Linked DNA regions of Homo sapiens: regions 2, 3, 4, 5 and 6 are each linked to region 1. Evidence: read pairs that join two places in POLR2A ChIA-PET (ENCODE). Cell type or tissue: Panc1. All regions are shown on one strand. Links, peaks and the distances in the headings refer to the core of each region. The heading gives the core; the rest is flanking DNA.

Region 1 (4,982 bases), core at 459-4,458:
CTGTAAGGAAATGTTAGAGACCATTTTGGAAATATACTCATTATTTTAAGTAAACTAACAAATGATCATCTTTCATTGTAGCAGCAGCTTTTACTGGTCATGAAATTTGCATGATATCTAAAATGGTATTTCTGGAAATAGGTCAGTGTCAATTAATAGTAACTTTGTATAGAAAGGCAGATGCCAGCTAGCATAAAAGTGGTACATGCAGACGGTGGTAGTTCTGGAGTCCTGGAAGCCATGAGATGCTCATCCATCACAAGGCCATCACAGCCAGTAAAATGCCTGAGGAAAGCAGCAGAGCTGGCCGTGCCAGCATTTACACAGGGAACACTTCTTGGGCAGCCAGGTGTCATGGAGCACAGACCCACAGTTCTCTTTGCACACATCGTGCTCACAGTTCCATCCATAGAAGGACGGGGGGCAGGCACAAAAGGACCCCAATGCAGGTTCCCCCATTCAGGCAGCAGGTTCTGCTTAGCTCCTTACTGTCCTGTATCCCCATGGGCAGCACACGCTGGGAAGACTGAGGCCGAATTGCAGGCTCCTCCTGGGGCCGAATGCTGTCATTTCTGAAGGCCAGGTCTCCCTGAGATGGACACGCAAGTTCCTGATGACCCAGCCCAGCAACTAATCCCAGTTCAAAGGCTTCAAAATGGCCATGATCCAAATCACACTGGAAGAGAAGCAGGCCATCTTCCTGCAGTCCATAGCTCTGTTGTTGTCCCCTTGAAGTTACCTTCCAGAGAAGTCCTTTCTTTTGTCTTCTGTGGAATATCACAAATGTGCTTTTTGAAGCATATATGTCACATGTAGGAGAACTCCATCTCTCCAAGAGAACTGTAGAAACAAAGTAAGGTACACGTGAGTCAGAATGATTTCCAACCCAATCAGCTCCCAGACACGACCTGTGATAGGTCAGAATTTTTAGATGGATCCTCCTGAAGTTCAATTGCCAGCAACTCTCATATTTGGATTCCAGCTAAATTCAAAGGATTTTTTTTCGAGACAGGGTCTTGCTCTGTCATACAGGGCTGGAGTGCAGTGGTGCAATCATAGCTCACTGCACAGTCCACCTACCAAGCTCAAGTCATCCTCCCACCTCAGCCTCCTGAATAGCTGAGACTACAGGTGCACATGCCACCATGCCTGCCTAATTTTTTTTTTCTGTAGGGACAGGGGTCTCACTATGTTGCCCAGGCTGGTCTCAAACTCATGGGCTCAAGCGATCCTCCCACCTTTGCCTCCCAACTTGCTGGGATTACAGGCATGAGCCACTACACCCAGCCACAGCTGACTGATTTTAAATGGAACATAGACTTTCACGTTTTGGGTTATCATCAGGATCAGAGCTAGCCACACAGAAAGGCTAACCATATCATTAGAGAGTTGGGGCTTGGAGCCATGTGATATCAGGTAGGAGGCTGGAGATTGACTTCAACAAAATGGACGATGGTTTAATCAAGCATGCCTAGGTAGTAAAACCCCAGTAAAAACTCTGGACACCAAAGCCTGGGTGAGAGTCCTATGTTAGCACTACCCCCACACTTATTGCCACACATGGACGACAAAGGGTAACACATCCCTAGGAACACAGGAACTTCACATTTGGAACCCTCCCCATCCCAGATTGTGCCTTATACATCTCTTCTAATCTGTGTCCTTTGCCTGTAATAAGCATGACTGTGAATATAACAGATTTCAATGAGCTCTGGGAATTATCAAACCTAAAGGTGGTTTTGGGAAACCCCCAAACTTCCAGTGTCAAAATATTACTTACAGGCCAGGCCGAGTGGCTCAGGCCGGTAATCCCAGCACTTTGGGAGGCCAAGGCAGGATGATCACTTGAGTCCAGGAGTTCGAGACCAGCCTGGGCAACATAGTGAGACCCAATTTCTACAAAAAATAAAAAATCAGCTGGGTGTGGTTGTGTGCACCTGTAGTTCCAGTTACTCCAGAGGCTGAGGCAGGAGGATGGCTTGAGGCTGGGAGGTCAAAGCAGCAGTAACCGAGATCGCACCACTGCACTCCAGCCTAGGCGACAGGGCGAGACCCAGTCTGAAAAAAAAAAAAAAAAGACAGGAGCTGGAAAATGACCGTATAAGGAACTTTACATTAATACTGAAGTGGTTGTAATTTAAGATACCGCGCAGTCCGCAGGTCCTCAGGCGCTCAGAGGACCAGAGGCGGCTACAGACGTAATGGCTACTCAGGACCGCTAGGGAACGCTAGAGGATTGGCCACCGTGCTTACGCATGCGCACACTCTGGCACGCACAGCGTTTACGCGCTCACTGAGACTCGCGCATGCGCAGGTCTCGCATACAGCAGTGCAGTGCCGTTATTCCAGTCTCCGTAGAAACGCTGGGACTATGGCGGAGCCGACTGGGCTGTTGGAGATGTCCGAGCTCCCCGGAGATAGCAGTGTCCCACAGGTGGGCACCGCGAGTGGCGTCAGCGACGTACTGCGGGGGGCAGTCGGCGGCGGGGTTCGGGTGCAGGAGGCTCGGGAAGGCCCAGTGGCCGAAGCTGCGCGGTCCATGGCGCGGATGCCGGGCCCTGTGCCCGGGCCCATCCCCAGCAGCGTCCCGGGCCTGGCCTCCGCGCCAGACCCCCATCAGCAGCTCGCTTTCTTAGAAATTAACCGGCAGCTGTTGTTCCGCGAGTATCTGGATGGTAGCTCCATGATTCCGGTCAGATTACTACGGGATTTCGAGGAACGCCGCAGGCTGTTTGTGGAAGGCTGCAAGGCGAGGGAAGCAGCCTTTGACGCGGATCCCCCGCAGATGGACTTCGCTGCTGTCGCGTTTACGGTAGCGCTGACTGCCTCCGAGGCCCTCAGTCCTCTGGCCGACTGAGTCGGCTGTGATGATGACATTGGTGGCAAGGAATAGCCAAGTGACCCTTTTGGGATCAAAAGAACAGGCAGGCTGTGCCAGTTTAGTTAACTCAGTCATTAGGGGGAATGCAAACTGGAAGGGAATACGGCAATGTGCAATTGAAGGAGGAAGCACACTCCGAAATGGAAACAGACAAGACTGTTGAATCTTGTTTTCTTTCTTCTTTTTTAGTATTATTTAAATAGAGAAGGGAGTCTCGCATCCCTAGGCTGGTCCCGAACGCTTGGACCCGAGCGATCCTCCCGCTTCGGCCTCCCAAAGTGCTGGGATTACTTTACAGGCGTGAGCCACCGCGCCCGGCCGAATCTTGTTTTCAAACAGGTCCCAAGACACTTCTGACTTAGCACTTTGTTAGCAATGCATTTTCCTGCATTTGTGAAGAATCCTTCATGACTTTCACCATAAAGGATGGTTTTGCAAAGATATGAGAAAAAAAAAATGCCAATAACAGAACCCATAGAAATGAACCTAAGTGATGAAAGAAAACAAAGAAATAGAGTTGTCAGGAATCCAGGTGTACCTGAGTTACTAGGATTGGAAGGCTATTGAGAGGACTTTGAAATTTCACAATTTGTGGTCATGTCAACAAATCCTAGTGTAAGATTCATATTTGTGTTTTCTGAGGTACTTTAGATGAACAGTAAATATTCAATAGAAAAAACCACGTATTATATGATCAGTGTTTTCAAGTCTATGTGAAATTGGGTAGGTGTGGAATAAACTTGTTTTTTGTTAATTTTAAGCTTTTTATTTTATTCTAGAATATGTATTCTATTCACAAGACTCAACAAAAAAAAGTATCGGCCGGGCGCACTGGCTTACGCCTGTAATCCCAGCACTTTGGGAGGCCACGGCGGGTGGATCACCTGAGGTCAGGAATTCAAGACCACCCTGGCCAACATGGTGAAACCCCATCTCTACGAAAAATAAAAAATTAACTGGGTGTGGTGGCACGCGCTTGTAGTCCCAGCTACTCGGGAGGCTGAGGCAGGAGAATCACTTGAACCTGGGAGGCGGAGGTTGCAGTAAGCCGAGATCACGCCACTGCACTCCAGCCTGGTCAACAGAGTGGGACTCCGTCTCAAAAAAAAGAAAAAAAGTATCAAAAGATGCTGTGAGAAATCTCTCTTGTTGCTGTCCTTTGCCAAACTCAGAACTATTCCATGCAGGTGCCATTGCTTGTGGCTTGGAGTTTTGTTGTTGTTTTCTTGGTTTTGCTTGTTTTTTGCTTTTTCACTGTACGCCTTTCAGGTTTTCTAATGCATATGCAAATAAACATCAATCTAAATATTGTGCATTTTCCCTTTTAATATCAAGGTAGTTAACTTGCATCACGAGGTATAAATTTTTAAAAATATAAAATCAAGGTAACATATTGTATACCTCTATCAGCATCTTGGGTTTTTTCAGTTATATATGGAGAGATTTATATATCAGGGTTTTTTTTTTCTTTTTTTATATATAGAAACAGAGATGGGGCCTCATTATGTTTTCTAGGCTTGTCTCCAACTCTTGGCTTCAACTGTTCCTCCTGCCTCGGCTTCCCAAAGTACTAAGTGCTGGGCGTGAGCTACTCCACTGGGCGTTTTTTTTTTTACAACTACAATGTAAAGCCTTATCTTAGTATAATGAACTAGACACCTTTTGGACATCTGGGTTGTTTGCAAAATGTTTTAACATTTTCTATGCATTTATACGTGTTTACTCGTTTTCCATAATACACTGTTTTTTTTTTTTCTTTTTGAAACAGAGTCTTGCTCTGTCACCCAGGCTGGAGTGCAGTGGTGCAATCTCAGCTCACTGCAATCTCTGCCTCCTGGGTTCAAGTGATTCTCCTGCCTCAGCCTCTGGAGTACCTGGAACTACAGGCACGTGCCACCATGCCCGGCTAATTTTTTGTATTTTTAGTAGAGAAAGGGTTTCACCGGTTAGCCAGGATGGTCTCGATCTCCTGACCTCAAGATCTGCCTGCCTCAGCCTCCCAAAGTGTTGGGATTATAGGTTTGAGCCACCGCACCCAGCCACCTTATTTTTTGTTTGTTTTTGTTTTTTTTCTGAGACGGAGTCTCACTCTGTCGCCTGA
Region 2 (4,982 bases), core at 438-4,437, 87 kb after region 1:
GTCCACAGAGGATAAGCAGGCAACATAAGTGACTGGGACAAGTCACCCGAAACACACAGCACTCTCCATCTACCAAACGTTTTCCAGAACACAGCCACATGAAATCTTTTCCTTTTCTTCACTCTGCCACAAGGCAAGCAAGAGGACAAATGGCAACTAACATATCCTGGGAACTGGAGAAAATTCCCAGCTGTATAAGTAGGGCAGCCACTCATCAAGCAAACGGCTGCTCTGCAGAACAACTCTGTGTCCCAGGGTGCCAGCTCCTTCCATTTCCCCAGAAAAAGAAATCTTAATCTTTATGTTAAATCTCCCTCACAAGCATTGGCAACTAATTTAACAGCCAATTTAAGTTTCTGTGCATCAAACAAGGGATCTATAATCACCCTGTCATCTGTTTACTGGTTTGTGATTGCTACCTACTAAATGTCAACTCCAAAAATGCAAAGATTTCCTACCAGACACCTGAGAAGTAAGTGGAACACAGTAGTAGATGCAAACACTGATTTGTTCAACAAACAAATAAAACAAAAATAAGTTTAAAAGGTGGATAATGGGCTTGGTGCAGTGGCTCACGCCTGTAATCCCAGTACTTTGGGAGGCCAAGGAGGGTGGATCACCTGAGGTCAGGAGTTCAAGACCAGCCTGGCCAACACAGTGAAACCCCGTCTCTACTAAAAATACAGAAATTAGCCTGATGTGGTGGTGCATGCCTGTAATCCCAGCTACTCGGGAGGCTGAGGTTGCAGTGGGCTGAGATCATGCCACTGCACTCCAACCTGTGCAACCTAGTGAGATGCTGTCTCAAAAAAAAAAAAAAAAAAGATAATGGCAAATAAAAGAACATTTGAAATCAGAAATGCCCCAGGAAATGTTGGTTTTTTGGTTCCTGGAACAGAGGTACAACAGACCCAAAGCCAGAGTGATCCTTTCAAAACATTAGATCACATCTTCCACTTGCTCAAACTTTTTCGTGGTTTCATTTTACTCAGTTAAGACCAAATTCCTTACCACAGCCTTCAAGATCCTATATGACTTGGCTCTCATAAATTCTTTGTTGCACTCACTCTGATCCAACCAAAGTGGACCCCCTTTTTTTAGGGGGTGGTGGGGAGACAAAGTCTCACTCTGTCACCCAGGCTGCAGTGCAGTGGCACCATCACAGCTCACTAGACCTTCACCTTCTGGCTCAAGCAATCTTCCCACCTCAGCCTCCCAAGTAGCTGGGACTACAGAAGCGTGCCACCAAGCTCAGCTAATATTTTTATAAGACGGAGTCTTGCTCGTCGCCCAGGCTGCAGTGCAGTGGCGCGATCTCAGCTCACCACAGTCTCCACCTCCCTGGTTCAAGCGATTCTCAGCTTCAGCCTCCCGAGTAGCTGGGATTACAGGTGGGCGCCACCATGCCAAGCTAATTTTTTTGTATTTTTAGTAGAAATGGTGTTTCACCATGTTGACCAGGCTGGTCTTGAACTCCTGACCTCAGGTGATCCACTGTCTTGGCCTCCCACAGTGCTGAGATTACAGGTGTGAGCCACCAAGCCCGGCCTCAGCCAATGGTTTTTATATTTTTGTAGAGACAGGGTCCCGTTGTGTTACCGAGATTGCTCTCAAACTTCTGGGCTCAAGTGATCCTCCCAGCTTGGCCTCTCAAATCCTCGTTAATCCCTGAACACGGCGGACACACTCCCATCTCTGCACCTGCTGGTCCCCCTCACTGGAACACTACACTTCCAGCTAACCACGACTCACTCCCTCACCTCCAACAAGTTTTTGCTCAAATGTCACCCCTCAGACTCATGCTGATGACCCTATTTCAAGAGCAACCAGGACTCTCCATTCCCCTTTTCTGTTCTTTTCTCCAGAGTACCTTCCAGCTTACTATATAGTTTATTCCTTGGCTATATTTATTTACATTCCCGAAGGCAGACATTTTTAAAATCTTTTTGTTTACTGGTGTACCCTAAGAGCAAAGAATTGCGCCTGGTACATAGTAGGCACTACAAATATAGTTATGGAATGACTAGACATAACTAAAAAAAAAAACTAATGCTAAGTGCTTACTATATGCACACAGAGTAAACTTTCAAAACATCACCTGTTATCTCACTGGACCTGACCCATTTCTGGCCTCCAGAACCTGTCCCTTTGCTTGACTTCGACTTGCCTAATTCTCTATCTCTTGAGACAATCTGGGAGTTCCCAGAAGCCAGAGCCCGCTGTGAACCCCTCGAGCCTCCCACAGGGGCCTTTCTGCCCGGAGTCCTGTCCCCAGACGCAATGTCTCCCCCAGCGCCCCAGCCACAGACCTCGGCCTCCTCGCCGTCACTGCTGCGCTCGCTGTCCTCCTCCTCGGAAAAGTTGCTGTCCTCGCTGTCCGACATCTTCCGCTGCTGCTGGGAAAGACAGCAGCCTTGGCGCGTCCCACAATCCTGCGCTCCACCCCGAGCCTCAGTTTCCCCGCTGGTTCCCTGGGAGAAGAAAACCCCTTAGGGCGCTTCCGGCAGGCTCGTTTTGGCAATCGCGAAGCGGAGTGAGGACCCCCTCCTACGCCACATGCTAGACCTCCCCAGTTTCCGAATCTGTTCTCTACACCTCCCCGGCGCCCGGAACTGCCACCTCTGCACACGCACTTACCTCTCGGGCTCCACCTCCGCCTTCGGTACCAGCTGCTGTTCGCACGACGCCTGACTGGGGCTGACGGGTCCTCTCGCGAGAACCTACCCGTTGACCTCGCCTAACACGAGATTTCCGGGGCTGGCACGGGCGACGCACTTCCAGGTCGCCATCTTGAGAGAGGCAGGGCTGGCCTGGGCGGAGTGCGGGGCCGACATCTGCGGAGGGTTAGGAGGGGAAAGGTTTTTTCTACCCGCCGGCTCGGCGACCAGGCTGAAACTCATGTTTGAATTTAGTGAGCCGTTTGTTCGTTAGTCCGGAACACTAGCGCGGTAGGCCAAGCTGCGAGGAGGCGGCGAAATCAGCGAATAGCAAATTATAAAAGAAACAAGGCTTTATCTCCTAGGCCCTCTAAAGCATCCCCAGGAGATCCGTATCCCCGTTTTGGAGAGAACGCTGAAGCTCAGAAAAACTCAGTGGAAAGCGGCAGACCCAAGCCTCCTCGCCAAGTCTGAGTGACCGTGAAGCCCTGGTTTTTCCTTCTTTTTCTTTCTTTTTGTACTTTTTTTTTTTTTTTGGTAGAGTCGGGCTGTTGCCCGGCCTGGTCTCAAACTCCTCTAACTCAAACTAAAAAGCCATCCTCCGGCCTCGTCCTGCCAAAGTGCTGAGATCACAGGCATAACCTGCCGCGCCCGGCCCAAGTCCCTATTTTTCTTTCCAGGCTTCCTAAGTTCATTTAAAGGCGAATTTATCTATTAGTAATGACGGCTGACGAGTGATGGCAGAGTGGACAGGTGTAATGGAGAGATGAAAAATGAACCTTCGCCTGTAATCCCAGCGCTTTGGGAGGCTGAGGCGGGAGGATCACCTGAGGCCAGGTATTTGAGACTAGCATGGGCAACAAATTGAGACCCCATGTATCCAATTTTTGTGTTTTTTTTAATGTGGTGTGGTGGCGTGTGCCTGTGGTCCCTGCTACTCCAAAGGCTAAGGTGGGAGGATCACTTGAACCCATGTTGAGGCTTCAGTGAGCTATGATTGCACCACTGCACTCCAGACTGGGTAATAGAGACCCTGTCTCTAAAAAAAAAAAAAAAAAAAAATTAAAACTTAAATTTTTAAAAATTGAAAAATTAACCTGATAGGGGAAATTTTAAAAATCAGAAGTCTATGTCAGTCGCGGTGGCTCATGCCTGTAATCCCAACACATTGGGAGGCCGGGGCGGGCAGATTGCCTGAGGTCAGGAGTTCGAAACCAGTCTGGCCAACATGGTGAAACCCCGTCTCTACTAAAAATACAAAAAAATTAGCCGGGCGTGGTGGCATGTGCCTGTGATTCTAGCTACTCGGGAGGCTGAGGCAGGAGAATGGCGTGAACCCAGGAGGCGGAGCTTGCAGTGAGCCGAGATCGCGCCACTGCACTCCAGCCTGGGCGAGAGTGAGACTCAGTCTCAAAAAAAAAAAAAAAAAAAAGAAGCCTCAGGACACATTGGTAAAATTTCTCACATAAGTATGACACACCTGGGCCGGGCGCGGTGGCTCACGTCTGTAATCCCAGCACTTTGGGAGGCCGAGGCGGGTGGATCACGAGGTCAGGAGACCGAGACCATCCTGGCTAACACGGTGAAACCCCATCTCTACTAAAAATACAAAAAAAAATTAGCTGGGCGTGGTGGCGGGCGCCTGTAGTCCCAGCTACACGTAAGGCTGAGGCAGGAGAATGGCGTGAACCCGGGAGGCCGAGCTTGCAGTGAGCCGAGATCGTGCTACTGCACTCCAGCCTGGGCAACAGAGCTAGACTCCATCTCAAAAAAAGAAAGGATTCTCCACCGGGCGCGGTGGCTCACGCCTGTAATCCCAGCACTTTGGGAGGCCAAGGCAGGCGGATCACCTGAGGTCAGGAGTTCAAGACCAGCCTGGCCAACATGGTAAAACCCTGTCTCTACTAAAAAATACAAAAATTAGCCAGGTGGCGTAGTGGCGCACACCCGTAATCCCAGCTACTCGGGAGGCTGTGGCAGGAGAATCTCTTGAACTTGAGAGGTGGAGGTTGCTGTGACAAAAGAGCAAGACTCCGTCTCAAAAAAAAAAACAACAAGAAAATAGGATTCTACATATTAAATCGCTACAGACACTGCTGCAGAAAGCCATTCCCTGCAGAAAAAAGAGGGCACAGTCATTTCCCCAGCCATGGAAGTTTCTTCCTTGGTGGATCCGTGGTTCTGAACTCAACTCTGGTAGCACATCAGAATACTTGAGAATATTTTAGAAAGAAAGAGTTGCATAATAGCCCTAAACTGGAAACACAAAAATTAGGGCCGGGCGCAGTGACTCACGCCTGTAATCCCAGCACTTTGGAAGGCCAA
Region 3 (4,982 bases), core at 455-4,454, 51 kb after region 1:
CAGGTGGCTTTCTGGACCCACCAATTTCATTTTTCTCCTAGGAAGAGCCAGGTGTGACAGGATTGACAGCTACTCTCTACTATCCAATTTGTCATCTACTTCACCACCAAAAGCTGGTTAACCAGAAGGGGAGAGAGGAAGGCGGCATAGTTTTGAAAATGAGCCTAATGGGGTAGGGGCTCGAGGGGGATGGGGAAGGAGTTGGGAACCGCAGATGCTTGGTCTAAGGCACAGGAACCCATGTGTCTGGAGATAGGCCACCCTGTGTCCCCAAGCCCTCCCACCCAAGGCTCCAATCCCCCATCTGTCTCTGACCATCTGCTCGGGGCTGAGGGGCCAGGGAAGTGGGCTTGGGCTTTGTAATGTCCCTCCCCACAAAGCCATCCAGCTGCTGGCTCCCCCACCTCCCCAGTGGAAGGAGGAGGGGCCGGAGACACCAGATGGGGAGAGAGACATCCTTACAAATGACAGAGTTGAGAGGGTCAGGGACTCCAGAATCTGTGCTTGTTTACTCACCATTGTCGAACTCATCAGGAATCTGGGAGGTAGAGAGAAAAATGGAAGGTTTAGGATGTCAGAGGCAGAACCCCATCACATACAGAAAAGGAATCTCCAGGACCCCAAGAGGAACAGGCAAAGGTCACTGGGAAAGAAAGGCTCACTCCAGACCAGCAATGTGCCTGAACAGACCAAAGGGGACCCCTCTCACCCACAGACTAGGACTCCTGGCAAGGCCTCGGTCTCTTTCCCCCTCACCTTGGCACCATTTTCGTCCACCGGGTTGTTTCCTGCAAGGGAGACCAGGATGAATATGAGGAATTAGGGCCCAGTCCCCTGGGTCCCGAGGGAGGAGTGGGATAAGGGGCCTGGACTCCTGGATCTGAGGAAAGAGAGAGGCACAGCCTCCTGGAGTCAAGCCAGGAGGGGGCTGGGAGCCAAGATTCCTGGGTCTTTGAGAGAAATGGGGCTGGGGCTAGGTCTTTTGGGTCTGTGGGATTTTTTTTTTTTTTTTTGAGACAGAGTCTCGCTCTGTTGCCCAGGCTGGAGTGCAGTGGCACGATCTCGGCTCACTGCAAGCTCCGCCTCCCGGGTTCACGCCATTCTCCTGCCTCAGCCTCCCGAGTAGCTGAGACTACAGGCGCCCGCCACCACACCGGGCTAATTTTTTTTTGTATTTTTAGTAGAGATGGGGTTTCACCGTGTTAGCCAGGATGGTCTCCGTCTCCTGACCTCGTGATCCGCCCGCCTCGGCCTCCCAAAGTGCTGGGATTACAGGCGTGAGCCACCGTGCCCGGCCGGGTCTGTGGGATTTAAAGTAACTAGTGGGAAGGCTGGATTTTTGGCTGCTGAGGAAAGACAAAGTTTAGGAAGCTGATCCAGGCCTATCCTTCCCCATCTTCCCCTCTTTCCTTTATCCTGGTACAGGAACCAACTAGAAAGACTAGAACCTTAAGGAGTGGAAGGGAGAAGAAAGAAGACTTCCCTGGTTTTCAAGGTAGGTGTCTTATTTGGCTGCCCTATTGAGGAAGGAGCCAGGGAATGAAGACGAGAGAAGCTGGTAGTGGGCAAGAGTGGGAGGTTCCACAGTGGACCAGGGAGGCCAAGGAACAAAACTGGGGGACAGGGATATGTCCCTCACCAAAGATATAGACGACGCTCACAGTCCCACCAGCTCCAAGCAGCCCAGCAAGCCAGAGCGCAACTTTTTTGGCATAGCTGGGACCCTCTGAGCCCGGCTGCTGCTGTGGCCCTTGCGCCTTAGTGCTCCCGCGGCTCCCGATCTCTGCGGCCTGCGGTTGAGAAAGGGGAGGTCAGCCAAGAGAGAAGAGAGGTCAGGATGGTCCCCACCCTCCAGTCCAAGAAGAATCAAGTTCAGGAGCCAAGAGGCAGACACCCACAGAGCCCTGGACATCTGTGTCCCTGGAGTAGCAGTCAGGATGTGGGGCTGCTCAGAGGGTCAAAACCAGACTGTCCCGCACCAGGATGCCAGGAGTTTTAAAAGCTAACAGGCCAGGTGCACAGGATCCTGAAGGCAACAGGACTGGAGGGTCTGCAGCCCAGAAAAGCAAAGCACGGAGAATAAGGGATGGGAGGGCCTAAACACTGGGATGAGAGGGAACGGAGGGCACAAGTGGTGGGGGAAGGGGTACAGACAGAACCGGGAGTTACGACGTCCGGCTGCTTGGGGCTAAAAGTAGCAGAGTTATAGGGTAAGGGATAGGAGCGGAGGCGGGGAAGGGCAATCACTTGTCTGGGGCTTGGGGAACTAAGGCACAGAAGTGATAGACTTGGAGGTCAGAATGGCTGGGTCTCTGTCAACATGGAGGCAAGTCGAATTGGAAACCCAAACGTCTACCTCGCCACCACCAACGCCACAGAGAAAATAACTCCCACGGCCAGACTGGGACTCCAGCGTCCCAGGCCCCTCCTGCTCAAGTATCACCTGAGTGGTCACTGAAACGGGGAACGGTAACCCCCTCCTCCTCCGGCACCCACGTGGGTGGGAGGTGGGGTCTAAGGACACACCTGGATTCCCAGCCTCCAGCCTAGGGGAGCAACCACCCAGGAGGTTGGGAAGGGCCCCAAAACACAAGCGGCGTTTCATTCAGCACCCTGAGGTGAGGCGTCCCGGAACCCCCAAGGGGCGGCGATATGTCCGTAACTCCAGGGAAGGGACCCCACATTCAGAGGGCCACCCTCGTTCCGCTCACCTGATCTGGGGCCCGGCGGGGCGGCGTCGCCAACCTCGTGCACAGTCCCCGCGAGCCGAGCCGGAGCCCGCTTCGCAAGCGCGAGAACACCGCTGCCGAGGCCGCCATCTTGCGCTGACGCCACGCGGCCCCGCCCACTCGCTCCCTCTTCGCCCGCCCCGGGCCGGAGCTACAGCCAATGGAAACGCGGGGGAGGGGCGGGTGGACGGAAGCCCGAGAGAGACCAAAGGCATCGGGCGGATTGCCGCAGGCGCGTTTGCTTCTGACTAGTCTCCTGGCTGACCCTGGGGGCGACAACTGGGATTCAAAGTCATCTGGACCACGCCCCCTTGGGCCTTGCAGAGCGCCACCGCCCCTGCAAAGGACGCAGCGAAGGAAGGGATCACACTTATTGCCCAGAGATAAAGCTGAGGCCATAATGAAGGGAGTCAGTGGCTGCCTGATTTGTCCAAAAAAATAGTCACGAGTCAGGCCGCTTGTCTCACCGTGTAAGGCAATCGGCCCTCACCTCCCAATTGTCTGAAGGGATGGGTTGCCCCTCCACACCTGTGGGTGTTTCTCGTTAGGTGGAACGAGAGACTTTGGAAGAGAAAAAGACACAGAAACAAAGTATAGAGAAAGAAATAAAGGGGGCCCAGGGGACCAGCGTTCAGCATACGGAGGATCCCTCCAGCCTCTGAGTTCCCTTAGTATTTACTGATCATTCTTGGGTGTTTCTTGGAGAGGGGGATGCGTCAGGGTCATAGGATAATAGTGGAGAGAGGGTCAGCAGATAAACACGTGAACAACGGTTCATAGACAAGGTAAAGAATTAAATGCTGTACTTTAGATATGCATACATATAAACATCTCAGTGCCTTACAGAGCAGTATTGTTGCCCGCATGTTCCACCTCCAGCCCTAAGGCAGTTTTCCCCTATCTCAGTAGATGGAACATACAATCGGGTTTTATACCAAGACTTGCCCAGGGACGGGCAGGAGACAGATGCCTTCCTCTTGTCTCAACTGCGAAGAGGCGTTCCTTCCTGTTTTACTAATCCTCCTCAGCACAGACCCTTTACGGGTGTCGGGCTGGGGGACGGTCAGATCTTTCCCTTCCCATGAGGCCATATTTCAGACTATCACATGGGGAGAAACCTTGGACAATACCTGGCTTTCCTAGGCAGAGGTCCCTGCGGTCTTCCGCAGTGTTTGTGTCACTGGGTACTTGAGATTAGGGAGTGGTGATGACTCTTAAGGAGCATGCTGCCTTCAAGCATCTGTTTAACAAAGCACGTCCTGCACAGCCCTTAATCCATTTAACCCTGAGTTGACACAGCACATGTTTCAGAGAGCACGGGGTTGGTTATAGAGAACCCCGTCATCTATAACAGGGTATGGTTATAGATTAACAGCATCTCAAGGCAGAAGAATTTTTCTTAGTACAGAACAAAATGGAGTCTCCTATGTCTACTTCTTTCTACACAGACACAGTAACAATCTGATCTTTCTTTTCCCCACATTGTCAGAAATAGACATTGAGGCCCAGAAAACGACCTGAAAAGCCAGCCCTCGAAAACTCTTCTGGCCAGGCGCTGTGACTGACACCTATAATCCCAGTGCTTCGGGAGGCCGAGGCAGGAGGATCGCTTGAGGCCAGGAGTTTGAGACCACACTGGGTAACATAGCAAGACTGCAATCTCTATTTTTAAAATTAATAATAATAGGCCGGGCGCAGTGGCTCATGCCTGTAATCCCAGCACTTTGGGAGGCTGAGGCAGGCGGATCACCTGAGGTCAGGAGTTTTGAGACCAGCCTGGCCAACATGGGGAAACCACGTCTCTACTAAAAATAACAAAAAAAAAAAAAAATTAGCCAGGCATGATGGCACGCGCCTGTAGTCCCACCTACTGGGGAGGCTGAGCAGAAGAATCGCTTGAACCCAGGAGGCAGAGGTTGCAGTGAGCCTAGATTGTGCCACTGCACTCCAGCCTGGGCGACAGAGGGAGACTCCGTCTCAAAAAAAATAAAATAAAAATTAATAATAAAACTCTTCCTCACGTGGAGCTGGGAGGCAGAATCTGTTTTCTCTCCCATTCCTTCCTGCCATGATTTTCTATAAAGGACTGGAGAGCCAACCATTTTACCTGAGGCTCAGCCAAAGAACAGCAGTATCTGGCTGTACAGGGCTTGAGTGAGAAACGAATTAGAGGCTATAGATAAGACACCACGAACCTCCCTTAAATTGAGTGGAAGAAAAATCAGATCCTGTTTATGTAAACTTTAAAACCAA
Region 4 (4,982 bases), core at 983-4,982, 140 kb after region 1:
AAGAAAACCCTTGTCATCTATTTAATAATAAATACATGGAACATATATAAACCATAATGAATGCTCACGAAACCACAATCCAACTTAAGTTCTCAAACTTTTAATGTTTTTCAATAAAGTAACACGATTCTCCATATGCAGATGTTACATTTCATGTGTTAGATTTGCTAAGTATGATTTAATTATACATTTCCATTTTTTGATCTTCAACTTAATTACACTTAAAAAATGAGTATTTTGCTGGTGTAAACACCTCCACTTCTTTTTTTAAAAAAACAGGGTCTCCATGAACCAAGCTGGAGTGCAGTGGTGCGATCACAGCTCACTGCAGCTTCAACCTCTCAAGCTCAAGGCATCCTCCCACCTCTCAGCCTCCGAGTACCTGGGAACCTGGGCACGCACCACCACACCTGGCTAATTTTTGAATTTTTTGCAGATAAGGGCTTTTGCTATGTTGCTCGGACTGGTCTTGAATTCCTGGGCTCAAGCCATCTGCCTGCCTGCACCTCCCAAAGTGATGGGATTACAGGCCTGGGCCACTGTGCCTGGCCCCAACATCTCCACTTCTGATCTCATTTTTCTGTTTTCTCACCATCTGATATATTTTACTTTTGTCACATTTACTGTCTCTCACTAGAACATCAGCTCCACAAATACAGGCCTTGGGCACAAGATACCCAATGTGTTTGCTGAGTGCAACTCAGTGGTGCCCACCTCCGCCCTGTGCCTGATAGATGTGTATCCATCACCCCACCACCCACTGAGTGCCTCTGTGGGCTCCCTGGGTGTGGTTTTAAGCATTGGTAGGCCCTGTATCATGGGTGCTGGGCTATCAGGCCCCCCCACCTGTGTGTGATGTTGTGTTGACACCACCTGGGAGGGCCGACAGTCCCTCAGTCTTGTGTGTGCGCTCATGGACCGACATCTCCACCACTGCTGGTGGGCTCTGTTGGGGAAAGGGTTAGTTGTCTTCAGTTGTATGCAAGATAACTGCATCATGTTGGGTGGGACTATGACTATGTTATCGTACTTATTTGGAGATTAAGTGTGGTTAAGGAGATGTGTGAGGGTGCCCAGATGACAAGGACTAGATGGTCAGTTTTTTATTTTTTTTGAGACAGAGTCTTGCCCTGTCGCCCAGGCTGGAGTGCAATAGTGTGATCTTGGCTCACTGCAACCTCTGCCTCCCAGGTTCAAACGATTCTCCTGCCTCAGCCTCCCGAGTAGCTGGGACTACAGGTGTGTGCCACCACACCCGGCTAATTTTTTGTATTTTTAGTAGAGTCGGGGTTTCACCGTGTTGGCCAGGCTGGTCTCGAACTCCTGACCTTGTGATCCGCCCGCCTCGGGCTCCCAAAGTGTTGGGATTACAGGCGTGAGCCACCGCCCCCGGCCCGATGGTCAGTTTTATGTGTCAACTTGGACGGGCTACAGTCCCAGTTATTCAAACACTCATCTAGCTGTCGCCATGGAAGTGTTTTGTAGATGTGATTAAAGTCCATAATCAGTTGACTTTAGATAAGGGAGATTATCCTACAAAATCGGGGGATTGGGTAAAAAACTGATTCAATTAGATAAATGGGCAAAACTGAGGCTCCCCTGAAGGAGAAATTCCTCCTAGGGACAGCGCTTCAGCCTTCCTTCTTGCCCTACATGCTCGGGCACTTCAAGGAAGAATAAGGGGAGGAATTTCCTGGGACACACAGCTGGCCATTTCCCAGTTTTCCAGTGTGGGGACTTGGGCTCAGCGTGAATCACAGAGGTATCCATGGTCCTAGGGTTTCCTTGCAGACGTGGGGTCCAGGACAGGAGGCCATGGAGTGCGAATGTGGGAACCATGGCACAGAAGATACTGGGTGGGGCAGTTCTCCAACCAGGCTGAGTCACTTGAGGCTTTCACACCCCAACATCTGAGCCTGGGCTGGTAGCTCCGCCCTGCACTTGCTCAGGCCTGAAGGCTGAGGCTGAGCTTCCTGAAGCTTCCAGGGAAGCAGGGAGTCTGAGGGGGCACTCCCTCCTTGAAGCCCCCTCCCCAGTGCCTGCTTCCCGGAGCTGGGGCTCAGGCGCCTGGGTTCTTCCCCAGGACTGATGATTCACCCCGGCTGGGGCCTTTTCACTTCTCCTTTGGGGCTAAAAATACTGGGACCCAGGCATCCAGCTGGGCCAGCCTTGCCACAAATTGCACAACGCCCCTCACTCAAGTTCCGCTGACGCAGGCTTGGGTGGGGGCCTGAGTTGCTCCCTGCTCAGACCTGTGGAGCTCAGAGCCTGGGCCCCTCCACTGCTCCTCTCCTAGGCCAAGGACCCTGGGGTCTGGGCTGACATGCGAGCCGCTGGGGGACTCTGGGCTTGGCTGTGGCCCCTGGAAATGAAGTCCCTTCCCTTAGCCCCAGATAACCCAGGGGTGCTGGCCCCCTGCATAGACACAGAGTCCCAGTTAGGAGCTGGGGATAGAAGACAGCTAAAGGGGACTAAGAGAGAGAGGTCAGAGTGAGAGAAATAGGACCATGGGGAGAAACACATTAACAGGAACAGAGAAACAAGGGAAAAAGAGACAGGATGAGAGAGACACAACTGTAATAGAGACACAGAGGAGTGGCACACAGAGACCACCTCCCAGCTGGAGACAGTCAGGAAGGACTGAGGGAGAGGGGACAGCCAGGGCTCCACACCCAGGCAAGAATGGGGGAGGGCCTGTGGAACAGAGAAGTCATCAACACACACAGTTCAAAGTCTACCCTAGGCTAGGAGGGGGAGCAGGAAGAAGGGGCAGGGACGCAGGGGCCCGGCCTGCGAGCTCCCTGTTGGCCTCTGCTGCCCCCTGCTGGCTCCCGCTGCGGTGCTCAGGCAGGAAGAGAGGAGGCTGCTGTGTTTAGGCCCAGGACGCTCTTCATTCCCTTTGCACACCACCCACCAACCACTGCCTGCCCCACTCCCTGTCCCCCACTTCACAGAGTGCCCCCAGGGCCAGCAGGTGGTGCGGGTGTCTTGCCCGTGACCTTGTTGGCACAGTCCAGCAGGGCGGTGTGAATGTCCTTGGCACAGGAAATCTGGGCTTTGATGACCGCCAGGTACTGTGGGTAGGGGAGGCTGTCAGGCTGCACTGCGTCGGGCTTGGTGGCTGTGGGCACCAACGTTGGAGAGTGCTTGGCACTGTCACAACTCTGTGACAGGCACTCATGCGCCAGGCGCTGTGGACAGGCAGGCAAGGGGACAGCATCAGCTCCACCCGAGGTCATTCTACCCCACCCCAAGGGCCAGCTGGGGGTTGTCGGCTTGGCCTCTGGATTTCCCAGGTCTTAGAGTCAGAGGTTGGCCCTGCCAGTCATTTGCTGGGGAACCTGGGGGCATGGCGGCTACTCTTCTCTGAGCCTCAGTTTCCTCCTTTGGAAAACGGGTTTAATAACCACCTCTTCCTACCTCATAAGGTGAGAACAGTGAGAGCAGGTGTATGAGACACAGGCACGGGTCCTGGCACACTGTTTAAAGTGCCAAGAACTGTTAGCTACTATCATTGTTACTGCCCTGGCTCCAGGCCTGGTGTTGGCAGTGGCATCTCACCCCTGGTTTTCTGCCTGCTTCTCTGGCTGCTCTAGGTACTACTTTCTTTTTTTTTTTTGAGATGGAGTTTCGGTTTTGTTGCCCAGGCTGGAGTGCAATGGCACGATCTCAGCTCACTGCAACCTCCGCCTCCCAGGTTCAAGTGATTCTCCTGCCTCAGCCTCCCGAGTAGCTGGGATTACAGGCACCCGCCACCACACCCGGCTAATTTTTTTTTTATTTTTAGTAGAGACAAGGTTTCACCACATTGGCCATGCTGGTCTCAAACTCATGACCTCAGGTGACCGACCCGCCTCAGCCTCCCAAAGTGCTGGAATTACAGGCATGAGCCACCGCGCCCAGGCTTTTTTTTTTTTCTTTTGAGGTGGAATCTCGCTCTGTTGCCCAGGCTGGAGTGCAGTAGCACGATCTTGGCTCACTGCAACCTCTGCCTCCTGGGTTCAAGTGATTCTTCTGCCTCAGCCTCCAGAGGAGCTGGCACTTCAGGTGCATGCCACCAAGCCTGGCTAATTTTTGTATTTTTAGTAGAGACGGGATTTCACCATATTGGCCAGGCTGGTCTCGAACTCCTAACCTCGTGATCTACCCGCCTTGGCATCCCAAAGTGTTGGGATTACAGGCATGAGCCACTTGTGCCCGGCCCCTTTTTTTTTGGAGACAGTCTCGCTCTGTTACCCAGGCTGGAGTGCAGTGGCGCCATCTTGGTTCACTGCAACCTCCACCTCCCGGGTTCAAGAGATTCTCTTGTCTCATCCAAGTAGCTGGGATTTCAGGTGCACGCCACCATGCCTGGCTAATTTTTGTATTTTTAGTAGAGACAGGGTTTTGCCATGTTGGCCAGGCTGGTCTTGAACTCCTGACCTTGTGATCTGCCCGCCTCAGGCTCCCAAAATGCTGGAGTTACAGGCACAAGCCACCGCGCCTGACCAGCTCTAGGTACTTCTTACACTACCTAAGACGTAAGTGCAGCCATTCCTAGGCCCTGTCTTCTCTCACTGTTCAAGCCCTCCCAGGGCTGTCACACCCACGCACACCACTCAGTTTCCACCTCTGCACTAATGGCGCCCACACTGTCGCTGGCCTCCCCCTGACATTTGTAGGGCCCTTGTACTCCCCAAAACTGCTTCTCCTAGGTCCCTGTTTCGGGGACAGTCCTCCTTTTTTTTTTTTGAGACGGAGTCTCGCTCTGTCACCCAGGCTGGAGTGCAGTGGTGCGATCTCGGCTCACTGCAAGCTCTGCCTCCCGGGTTCATGCCATTCTCCTGCCTCAGCCTCCCTAGTAGCTGGGACTGCAGGCGCCTGCCACCACGCCCGGCTAATTTTTGTATTTTTAGTAGAGACGGGGTTTCATCGTGTTAGCCAGGATGGTCTCGATCTCCTGACCTTGTGATCCGCCTGCCTCGGCCTCCCAAAGTGCTGGG
Region 5 (4,982 bases), core at 100-4,099, 100 kb after region 1:
AAACTCACTTGTATAATAAACAGTTTTTGAGGGATTTTAAAGTTTCAAGAACTGTGTGTGGCCTTATGTGTTGGTATTGGATGTTTAACCAGACAGAAATCAGTAAACATCCTGGACCTATTGCCAGTCTGGATTTTGACCCTCCCCAGAAGTGGTCGCGCTGGGCTTGGTGTGGGTGAGTGGAAGCAGAAGGCAGGGGGTCTCTGTCTCTACACCTCCAGTAGAGTCCAGTGTGCAGGCAAAGCTGAGATGGCAGTCGTTTGGGGCCATTAGTGGCTGCAGACCTTGGCGGATATATGGCTCATCCTTGTGGATGTCTATTTTTTTCAAGCCCAGCCTCCCAAATAGCTTGGATTACAGGTACCCACCACCACGCCATGCTAATTTTGTATTTTTAGTATCGATGGGTTTCACTGTGTTGGTCAGGCTGGTCTCAAACTCCTGACCTCAAGTGATCCGCCTTCCCGGGCCTCCCAAAGTGCTGGGATTACAGGCGAGAGCCACCACCCCCAGCTGAATTTTTGTTTTTGTAGAGACAGGTCTCACTATGTTGCCCAGGCGTGGTCTCCTGACCTCAGGCAATCCTCCTGCCTCATCTTCCCAATGTGTCCAGGTTACAGGTGTGAGCTACCATGCCTAGCCAATAATCTTTAATACAAAGAAAACAAGGAGAGTCGGGCACGGTGGCTCACGACTGTAATCCCATCACTCTGAGAGGCCAAGGCTGGTGGATTACAAGGTCAGGAGTTAAAGATCAGCCTGGCCAAGATGGTGAAACCTCATCTCTATTAAAAGTACAAAAATTAGGTATGGTGGCAGGCGCCTGTAATCCAGCTACTTGGGAGGCTGAAGGAAAGAATTGCTTGAACAGGCGCCTGCCACACCCAGCTAATTTTTTTTTTTTTAAGTAGAGACAGGGTTTCAACATGTTGGCAAGGTTGGTCTTGAAATCCTGACCTCAAGTGATCACCCGACTCTGCCTCCTAAAGCGCTGGGATTATAGGCGTGAGCCACTGCACCCAGCCTAATTTTTGTATTTTTAGTAGAGATGGGGTTTCACCATGTTGGCAAGGCTGGTCTTGAACTCCTAACCTCAAGTGATCCTCCTGCCACAGCCTCCCAAAGTGCTGGGATTACAGGCATGAGCCACCATGCCGAGCCCAAAGTGGCATTTTGGACAGGTAACCGGGCTGTGGAAGACCCCAGGTTCTTTTTTTTTCTTTTTCTTTTTTTTGAGACAGAGTTTTGCTCTTGTATCCCTGGCTGGAGTGCAATGGCGTGATCTCGGCTCACCGCAACCTCCGCCTCCCGGGTTCAAGCAATTCTCCTGTCTCAGCCTCCCGAGTAGCTGGGATTACAGGCGCCTGCCACCTTGCCCAGCTAATTGTTCTATTTTTAGTAGAGACGGTTTCACCACGTTGGCCAGGCTGGTCTGGAACTCCTGACCTCAGGTAATCTACCCGCCATGGCCTCCCAAAGTGCTGGGATTACAAGTGTGAGCCGCCACACCTGCCCCCCCCCCCCCGCCTTTTTTTTTTTTGGAGACGGAGTCTTGCTCTGTCACCCAGGCTGGAGTGTAGCTGCACAATCTCAGCTCACTGCAACCTCCGCCTTCCGGGTTCAAGCAATTCTGCCTCAGCCTCCTGAGTAGCTGGGACTACAGGCAAGTGCCACCACACCTGACTGATTTTTGTATTTTTAGTAGAGACGTGGGTTTCACTATGTTATCCAGGCTGATCTTGAACTCCTGACCTCAGGTAGATCCCCCTGCCTTGGCCTCTCGAAGTGCTGGGATTAACAGGCGTGAGCCACCGCGCCCGACCTAGAGCCCAGGTTCTTGACTACTAGTTTAGGTTGTCACAGATCTGCTCAAGAGGCCCCATCTCTACCCTGTGGCCCCTCAACATGAGGAGCTAAGGAGTCAGGGTGGCCGCTTGTGGGAAAAGCACAAGAGGCTGTGGGACTCAAGCGGTGCCTGACAGCCTGGAGGAGTCAGGTGGACTCCTTGGGGGAGAGGACATGGGAACCAGGGTCTGCTGGCCGGTAGGAAGAGTAGCCAGGGAGACCATGTCTGTGATGAGTTGTTTTCGGGTGTCTGTGGCCTCAACTTGCTCATTCACTTTCCTTGAACACCTGTGCCGGGCCATGTGCTCGTCATGGGGCACTGAGTGACCACAGCCCTCTTCCCCCTCCCAAGGAGTCACAAATGACGCAAGGGTTGCTGCCGGTGCTGGAAGAGGAGTTGGGCTTCAAAGCACAGTGCATCCTCAGCGTTTTGTATAGGTGCTTGGAAACGGACTTAAGCAAAACAAGCAGATCCTGTAATAACAGTCCTTTAAACAAACTGGTTTCCTTATACGTCGTTTCGCTTAAGGTCACGGTTTCCCAGAACCTATTGATGACGTTAAGTGAGGACTTCGTTGAGTGGCTAATGACTCATAGGAAGCGAGTGAACTTCATTGTTTGGGGAGCGCAGAGATTTCTACTTCCTAGTTCCAGCCTCTGCAGCCAATAGGGAAGTCCCGCACCTAAATGCTCAGGGGGAATGTTTTACAACTTGAGATTTTCTGTCCACTTGCCCACTTTCTATGTATCTACCCTAGTTAATACAGTAGCCAGTGCTCAGAAGCCATGTATGGCTACCAAGCGGGGCTGCACATATTAGAACATTTCCGTCATCAAGGAAGGTTATATGGGACAGCACTGACACAGGATACATAAAATGAGTCGGGGGCTGGGCCCAGTGGCTCACGCCTGTAATCCCAGCACTTTGGGAGGCCAAGGCAGGTGGATGGCTTGAGGTCAGGAGTTCGAGACCAGCCTTGCCAGCATGGCGAAACCTGGTCTCTACTAAAAATACAAAAAAAAAAAAAAAGGCTGGGCATGGTGGCGGGTGCCTGTCGTCCCAGCTGTTTGGGAGGCTGAGGCAGGAGAATGGCTTGAACCCGGGAGGTGGAGGTTGCAGTGAGCTGAGAGATTGCACCACTGTACTCTGGCCTGGACGACAGAGCGAGACTCCGCCTCAAAAAAAAAAAAAAAAAAAAGCCAGGCGTGGTGGCTCACATCTGTAATCGCAGCACTTTGGGAGGCCAAGGCGGGTGGATCACCTGAGGTCAGGAGTTGGAGACCAGCCTGACCAATATGGTGAAACCCCGTCTTTACTAAAAATACAAAAACTATCTGGGTGTGGTGGCGTGTGCCTGTAGTCCCAGCTACTCAGGAGGCTGAGACAGGAAAATTGCTTGAACCCTGGAGGTAGAGGTTGCAGTGAGCTGAGACCTTGCCGCTGCACTCCAACCTGAGCCACAGAGCAAGGGTCCGTCTCAAAAAAGAAAAAAGGCCAGGCACGGTGGCTCATGCCTGTAATCCCAGCACTTTAGGAGGCCGAGGTGGGTGGATCACGAGGTCTGGAGTTTGAGACCAGCCTGGCCAACATGGTGAAACCCTGTTTCTACCAAAAATACAAAAAAATTAGCTGGGCGTGGTGGCACTCGCCTGCAATCCCAGCTACTTGGGAGGCTGAGGCAGGAGAATCACTTGAACCCCAGAGGCAGAGGTTGCAGTGAGCCAAGATCGCACCATTGAACTCCAGCGGCAGAGGTTGCAGTGAGCCAAGATCGCACCACTGAACTCCAGCGGCAGAGGTTGCAGTGAGCCAAGATCGCACCACTGCACTCCAGCCTGGGCAACATAGGGAGACTCCGTCTCAAATAAATAAATAAATAAAATAAAAAGTAAAGGAGTGGGGGGCCGGGCGCAGCAACTCGTTCTTGTAATCCCAGCGCTTTGGGAGGCAGAGGCAGGCAGATCACTTGAGGTCAGGAGTTCGAGACTAGCCTGGCCAACACAGTGAAACCCTGTCTCTACTAAAAGTACAAAATTAGCTGAGCATAGTGGCACGTGCCTGTAGTCCCAGCTACTCTGGAGGCTGAGGCAGGAGAATCGCTTGAACCCAGGAGGTAGAGGTTGCAGTGAGCTGACATTGCGCCACTGCACTTCAGCTCTGGGCGACAGAGCAAGACTCCTCCTCAAAAAAAGAAAAAAAAAGAAAAAGTAAAGGAGTGGGGTTCATGGAGCATCAGGTAGGTGGTTGTTGGAGGTGGCCACATCCCTGTGAGGTTGGTGACACAGGATGAGAAAACTACCCTAGTGGCAAAATGTTTTGCGGCTCGCCAAGTTTTGCATCGCAGCCAGAGTTAACTCCGGTTAACTGGTTTAGCTGGCATTAACCTAAATGTCCCAGAGAGGACAGCAGGCACCATCCTTATCCTTTCGGAGCCTGATTTAGCTGTAGCTCTGAGGAGGACTGGGCTCAGAACCAAGGTAGGCCAGCAGGAAAGGTATTCCTGAGAAGGCGACAGAGCTGGGGCTGGGAAGCAGCAGTAGGAGTTGGGCGGGAGGGAGGAATGGAATTCACAGATGCCAGGAGGAGGGGTGGAGGCAAGCCTGGCGCCCATGGTTTTCCCAGGGGGTCCAGAGACCCCCTTATTGAGGCTCCTGGCTCTTTCCCAGAGGCACAGCTGGGACACATCTGGACTGGAAAGGGGCTTGCCTCTCCTTCCCAGCTCCAGGCCTTGGAGTAGACAGGCCCCTTCTCCCTCCCTGCCTCCTCGAATACCGGGAATTCCGACGCCGCTGGGAGCCTGGGCCAGGCTGAGAACTTTCCTTCAGCCGGGAATGTGCAGCTGGGGCGGAGGAGGGGAGCGTCGGCTGCGGTCCTGACCTTGGGGAGGCTCCAGTGGAGTGGATCACTCCAGGCTGAGGAGTTCACCTCCGTCACCACGGGGCCCCCGGGACACAGCCTCGGCCCTGGTGTACAGTAGCCAGTCAATAAACAGTAAGTGAGCAGAAGCCAGCAGCTAATATTTATTGAGCCAGGCCCTGTGCTGGCAACTGTGCTCAGCTAATTATCAGAATCCCCTGAGGTGTGCACAGTACCAGGCCACAAGCCTCATGCGGGCAAGGCAGTGTTCTCTCATGTA
Region 6 (4,982 bases), core at 675-4,674, 93 kb after region 1:
AAAAAAAAAAAAAAAATGTCAGGTGTGGTGGCTCATGCCTATAATCCCAGCACTTTGGGAGGCCAAGGGGGGAGTATCGCTTGAGCCAGGAGTTCAAGATTAGCCTGGGCAATAAAGGGTAACCCCATCTCTACAAAAAATACAAAAATTAGCTGAGTGTGGTGGCATGCGCCTATAGCGCTAGCTACTTGGGGGACTGAGGTGGGAGAGTCACTTGAGCCTGAAAGATCGAGCCTGCAATGAGTTTTGATCATGCCACTGCACTCCAGCCTGGGTGACAGAGTGAGACCCTGTCTCAAAAAAATATATGGGCAGATGCCAAGTTACAGCCTGTGCAGCATAGTGAAACCCTGTCTCTAAATAATAATAAAAATAATATAGATGCTCAGGCTTCACCAGAGACCAATTATCAAATTATCTGGGCTGGGGTCTGGCCATCAGTATTACTTGAAAGTTCTCCAAGTGGTGGGCTGGGCACGGTGGCTCACGCCTGTAATCCCAGCAGTTTGGGAGGCTGAGGTGGGCAGATCACAAGGTCAGGCGTTCGAGACCAGCGTGACCAACATTGTGAAACCCCATCTCTACTAAAAATACAAAAATTAGTCAGGTGTAGTGGCGCGTGCCTGTAATCCCAGTTACTCAGGAGGCTGAGGCAGGAGAATTACTTGAACCCAGGAGGTGGAGGTTGCAGCGAGCTGAGACCATGCCACTGCACTCTAGCCTGGGCAACAGAGTGAGACTCTGCCTCAAAAACAGAAAAGAAAAGAAAAGAAAGTTCTTCAAGTGGTAATTTTTTGTAGCCAGGGATGTAGGGATGTGAACCACAGGACCCTCCCTGTTCTCAAGGTATAGGGATGAGGTTAGAGAATACCTGTGCACTTCTCTGTCCCTTCCTGGAAGAAGAGAGAAGAGTATCTAAAGGAGGGTGAGAATGGGGGCAGGTGGGGCAATTTATCCAACTCCCTGCCCAAGAGGTCAGAGACTTCAGATCGCACCTTACTTTCCTCCTTCTTAACTCTTCCCCTTGGCTACTAGGGCTCCAGGTGGGGTCCTCTGGCCTAGAGGGAAGAAAAGGCTTAGGGTTTGGCAGTTGGAGCTGAAGACTATTCCCTCCCTCTCTCTACCCAGCCTCTCTGGGTGTACCTGGGAGCCCATGTCCTCCAAAGCTCAGGCTGTGGTAGGGTGCCAAGCACAAGCTCCCTGTAGTAACTCCAAGAGGGGGACAGGTCTCTGGGGATGTCCTTCACAGGACAGGCAAGGGCCCTGGCTGGCCACCCACAGCCGGGACCCCAGGAGATCCAGCAGGTACTGTAGCTGGAACACAGCAGTTCCCATAGATGGTCCCTCCTCAAACCCAATCACAGACAGCTCCAACCTGGAGCAGCCTAGAGTCTCAGCAGGACACACAGTAGGGACAAAGTGACCTGGTATCTATGGGTAAGGGCATGAGTCCAAGTCCCCACTCCCAAGATTTCTTATCTGTGTCCTGGAACAAACCCCTTCAGTTCTCTGGGCCTCAGTTTCCTCATCTGTAAATAGGGCTCTGGATAATCCCAACCGTAAGGCCTGACACTATCCCATGCTGTACTTATGTGCAAGCTAGAAAAAGACACTCAGCTGGGCACAGTGGCTCATGCCTGTAATCCCAGCTCTTTGAGAGGCCAAGGCAGGAAGATCACTTGAGCCCAGGTGTCCAAAACCAGCCTGGGCAACACAGCGACACCCCATATCTACAAAAAAAAAAAAAAAAAAAAAAAGGTCGGGCACGGTGGCTCACGCCTGTAATCCCAGCACTTTGGGAGGTTGAGGCAGGTGGATCACGAGGTCAAGAGATCGAGAACATCCTGGCCAACATGGTGAAACCCTGTCTCTACTAAAAATACAAAAATTAGCTGGGCATGGTGGCACATGCCTGTAGTCCCAGCTACTCGGGAGGCTGAGGCAGAAGAATTGCTTCAACCCAGGACGCAGAGGTTGCAGTGAGCAGAGATCACGCCACTGCACTCCAGCTGGCAACAGAGCAACACTGTGTCTCAAAAAAAAAAAAAAAAAATTAGCCATTAGCTATTTGTGGTGTCACGTGTATGTGGTCCCAGCTACTCTGGAGGCTGAGGTGGGAGGATTGCTTGAGCCTAAAAGGTCAAGACTGCAGTGAGCTGTGATTGTGCCACTGCACTCCAGCGTAGGGGACAGAGCAAGACCCTGTCTCAAAAAAAAGAAAATAAAAAGACCTTCCTTAAGTTCCTTCTACCTTCTAAGTCTTGATTTTATTAGAACAAGATACTTTACTGCCATCTGCCGCAAGTTGGCAAATATGCAAATCTACAATATCCAGCCTGTGAATATAGTACTGTCTTTGTAGATGTGGGATCCTTGTGCAGTGTACAACATTCACATCCATACATGGTGGTCCTATCTATCTTATAGGATTGGTGTACAGAGTAAATAAGCTAACATACTTAAAGCATTTAAACCAATACCTGGCACAGAGTAAACACTATTTACATGCAGCTGTAGTCATCATCATCATTTGTTATTATATACCTCCCTATTCTAGGTGTTGGAGACAGCAGTGAGCAAAATATATCTGTCAAGGCTAGGGGCTGGGTCAGGAGATAGTCCCACTACTTCCTCCCCGCAACATATTCATATGGTCACACAGCAGCCCTCACACATGGAGACCACTGAATTCTCTCAAAACCTGCAACTGCAGAAAGAAGCGAATGCAATACTCACTGAGAGATCATCTGGGGTGTAGAGGGTGTCATCATTTTTGTTTTCCTACAGTTCAGGGGTAAGGAGGAGAATCAGATCTTGGAGGGAAAGAGGCTGACCCTTCCTCAAACACACCCCCTACCACGCCCCATCAATTGGCCCACCCCGTCTGCTGGCTCTGCTCCCCACTCGCTGGTATCTTCAGAGGGCTGCAAGGAAGTAAAAAGGCTCCCTCCAGCAGAGGGGCGGGCGTTCCTAGGCCCTCCCAGGGCTGTACAAGCAGGAGGATGATCCACAGAAGCAACATGGGCACCTTGCTCACTCCCAGGCCTTCTCTGGTGCTTGGCCTGGGGTTCTGGAAGAGAGAGGTACAGGAAGGGGGAGCAGACTGGAAGGCTGAAGTGGATGAGGGGAACTCCCCCGCCACCCCTCATCCCATCCCCTGCTTGCTCCACTCAAGCCACAGATAATTCAGGGAGTGTGCCCATAGAGGCTGGGGAAAGATGGTGACCCCAAAGTCAGGAGGGCTTAGGTCAGAGCGCTCCCTGACTCCCAAGCTCAGGGACGATACGAGACTTAGCAAATGTGTGAAGATCAATCTGGAGAGACGAGAGAACCTGAACTCCCCTGCCCAACAGGCCCTTAAGACAGTGCAGGCTAGGCCAACCGCTGTGGCTCACACCTGTAATCCCAGAACCTTGGGAGGCCGAGGTGGGCGGATCACTTGAGGTAAGGAGTTCAAGACCAGCCTGGCCAACACGATGGAACCCTGTCTCTACTAAAAAATACAAAAATTAGTGGCCAGGCACAGTGGCTCACACTTGTAATCCCAGCACTTTGGGAGGCCGAGGCAAGTGGATCACTTGAGGTCAGGAGTTCAAGACTAGTCTGCCCAGCATAGTGAAACCCTGTCTCTACTAATAAATACAAAAATTAGCTGGGCATGGTGGTGCATGCCTTTAATCCCAGCTACTTGGAAGGCTGATGCAGGAGAATTGCTTGAACCCAGGAAGCTGACGTTGCAGTGAGCTGAGATCAAGCCACTGCCCTCCAGTCTGGGCGACAGAGCGATACTCCATCTCAAAAAAAAAAAAGAAAAATTATTAGTCAAGCATAGTGGTGGAGGCCCGTGATCTGGGCTACTCAGGAGTCTGAAGCAGGAGAATCTGTAATCTCAGCTACTCCAGAGTCTGAAGCAGGACAATCACTTGAACCGGGGAGGTGGAGGTTGCAGTGAGCTCAGATTGCATCACTGCATTCCAGCCTGGGTGACACAGACTCTATCTCAATTTAAAAAAAAAAAAAGAAAAAGTACAGGTAGAATGTGTGCATCCTCTCATCTGCCTGTGTCTTCATTGGAAAACACCTGTGCTAGCCTTTATCTGTGTCTGCAAGTGAATATTTGAGGTCTCTGCTCTATTTATTTTATTTTATTTATTTATTTTTGAGACAGAGTTTATTTATTTATTTATTTTTGAGACAGAGTCTTGCTCTGGCGCCCAGCCTAGGGTGCAGTGGCGACATCTCAGCTCACTGCAACCTCCGCCTCCCGGGTTCAAGCGGTTCTCCTGCCTCAGCCTCCCTTGTGGCTGGGATACAGGCACCTGCCACCATGCCCAGCTGATTTTTGTATTTTTAGTAAAGGCGGGGTTTCACCATGTTGGCCAGGCTGGTCTTGAACCCTGGGCTCGAGTGATCCTGCTGCCTTGGCCTCCCAAAGTGCTGGGATTATAGGTGTGAGCCACTGCACCTGGCCTCTGTCTCAAGTATTTTGGAAACATCATGCCTGCCTTTATCTCTTTTTTGTCTGAGGGTTGGCCTCTCTGCCTCTAAATCTGTCACTGGGCTTGTTTTGGGGGTCCATCTCTTGACTGTCCTGGTCTCTCCCTTTTCTCCTCCTCTTCTCCCTTGGCCTTTCATCTTTCTCTTCTTCTCCACTTGTGCCTACATTTCTTTGGGCTGTGTCTGTGTCCCTCCCGGTCAGCCTCTGGGTACTTCCTTCCTCCCTCCCAACAGCCCCCTCCCCCCTCACCCTTTTAGAGCTGGACTCCGGGCTGGCTTTTCCCTCTGGCCCCAGACCTGCCCTCCAGTGTCTCCCTGTCTCCACCCTCTTTGGCAAGGTGCACCACGACGCCCTTTTGAACCCTGGATCCCAGACCCTGTACTGCCAGAGAAACTGAGGCAACTGTGGGCTCCCTCTAGCTCTGAGAGAGGAACCTCTTCGCTGGGGAGACTCTTGATGGGGTGAGACGCAGGGACATCTGCCG

Evidence for each region. Peaks named below come from ENCODE experiments on the same cell type or tissue, not always from the same donor. Only the 100,000 strongest peaks of a DNase experiment are listed, where the experiment ranks them.
Region 2: POLR2A ChIA-PET joins it to region 1 with 10 read pairs; 29 of 35 experiments call an interaction of 5 or more read pairs at or near these places.
Region 3: POLR2A ChIA-PET joins it to region 1 with 19 read pairs; 17 of 35 experiments call an interaction of 5 or more read pairs at or near these places.
Region 4: POLR2A ChIA-PET joins it to region 1 with 13 read pairs; 11 of 35 experiments call an interaction of 5 or more read pairs at or near these places.
Region 5: POLR2A ChIA-PET joins it to region 1 with 12 read pairs; 29 of 35 experiments call an interaction of 5 or more read pairs at or near these places.
Region 6: POLR2A ChIA-PET joins it to region 1 with 15 read pairs; 29 of 35 experiments call an interaction of 5 or more read pairs at or near these places.

The regions. Positions count from the first base shown.
Region 1 is chr19:39,530,192-39,535,173 of GRCh38, reverse strand. It overlaps EID2B (EP300 interacting inhibitor of differentiation 2B), which reads left to right and starts at 2,322. Exons shown (of 1, transcript NM_152361.3): 1 at 2,322-4,187. The coding sequence starts at 2,372. The coding sequence ends at 2,857. It also overlaps the pseudogene CRIPTOP7. In Panc1, for the core only: no CTCF peak of the experiment used is centred there; DNase peaks (open chromatin) are centred at 2,283 and 2,863; H3K4me3 peaks cover 2,299 bases; H3K27ac peaks cover 2,088 bases.
Region 2 is chr19:39,443,293-39,448,274 of GRCh38, reverse strand. SUPT5H (SPT5 homolog, DSIF elongation factor subunit) reads right to left here and starts at 2,693. Exons shown (of 30, transcript NM_001111020.3): 1 at 2,638-2,693; 2 at 2,310-2,471. The coding sequence starts at 2,384. RefSeq lists enhancers at 2,264-2,483, 1,856-2,652, 2,624-2,893, 2,653-3,450. In Panc1, for the core only: no CTCF peak of the experiment used is centred there; a DNase peak (open chromatin) is centred at 2,724; H3K4me3 peaks cover 3,658 bases; H3K27ac peaks cover 2,987 bases.
Region 3 is chr19:39,478,691-39,483,672 of GRCh38, reverse strand. It overlaps TIMM50 (translocase of inner mitochondrial membrane 50), which reads right to left and starts at 2,835. Exons shown (of 11, transcript NM_001001563.5): 1 at 2,712-2,835; 2 at 1,640-1,790; 3 at 757-788; 4 at 517-538. The coding sequence starts at 2,819. It overlaps LOC124904718 (a long non-coding RNA gene), which reads right to left and starts at 509. Exons shown (of 2, transcript XR_007067257.1): 1 at 1-509. RefSeq lists enhancers at 2,383-2,432, 2,553-3,147. In Panc1, for the core only: no CTCF peak of the experiment used is centred there; DNase peaks (open chromatin) are centred at 2,400, 2,562, 2,932 and 3,467; H3K4me3 peaks cover 2,550 bases; H3K27ac peaks cover 3,238 bases.
Region 4 is chr19:39,395,666-39,400,647 of GRCh38, reverse strand. It overlaps MED29 (mediator complex subunit 29), which reads right to left. Exons shown (of 4, transcript NM_017592.4): 4 at 7-3,191. The coding sequence ends at 2,949. Among named protein-coding and RNA genes, the nearest start is that of MED29, 6.8 kb to the right of the region's middle. RefSeq lists an enhancer at 2,278-2,327. In Panc1, for the core only: no CTCF peak of the experiment used is centred there; DNase peaks (open chromatin) are centred at 1,866 and 2,807; H3K27ac peaks cover 2,123 bases.
Region 5 is chr19:39,428,276-39,433,257 of GRCh38, reverse strand. It overlaps RPS16 (ribosomal protein S16), which reads left to right. Exons shown (of 5, transcript NM_001020.6): 5 at 1-121. PLEKHG2 (pleckstrin homology and RhoGEF domain containing G2) reads right to left here. Exons shown (of 19, transcript NM_022835.3): 19 at 4,843-4,982. Among named protein-coding and RNA genes, the nearest start is that of RPS16, 5.2 kb to the left of the region's middle. RefSeq lists enhancers at 1,695-1,814, 4,560-4,982 and a silencer at 4,495-4,789. In Panc1, for the core only: no CTCF peak of the experiment used is centred there; DNase peaks (open chromatin) are centred at 653, 757, 1,252, 2,297 and 2 weaker places; H3K4me3 peaks cover 1,366 bases; H3K27ac peaks cover 3,798 bases.
Region 6 is chr19:39,437,739-39,442,720 of GRCh38, reverse strand. No RefSeq gene overlaps it. Among named protein-coding and RNA genes, the nearest start is that of RPS16, 4.3 kb to the right of the region's middle. RefSeq lists an enhancer at 4,567-4,982. In Panc1, for the core only: no CTCF peak of the experiment used is centred there; DNase peaks (open chromatin) are centred at 2,280 and 4,010; H3K4me3 peaks cover 314 bases; H3K27ac peaks cover 3,453 bases.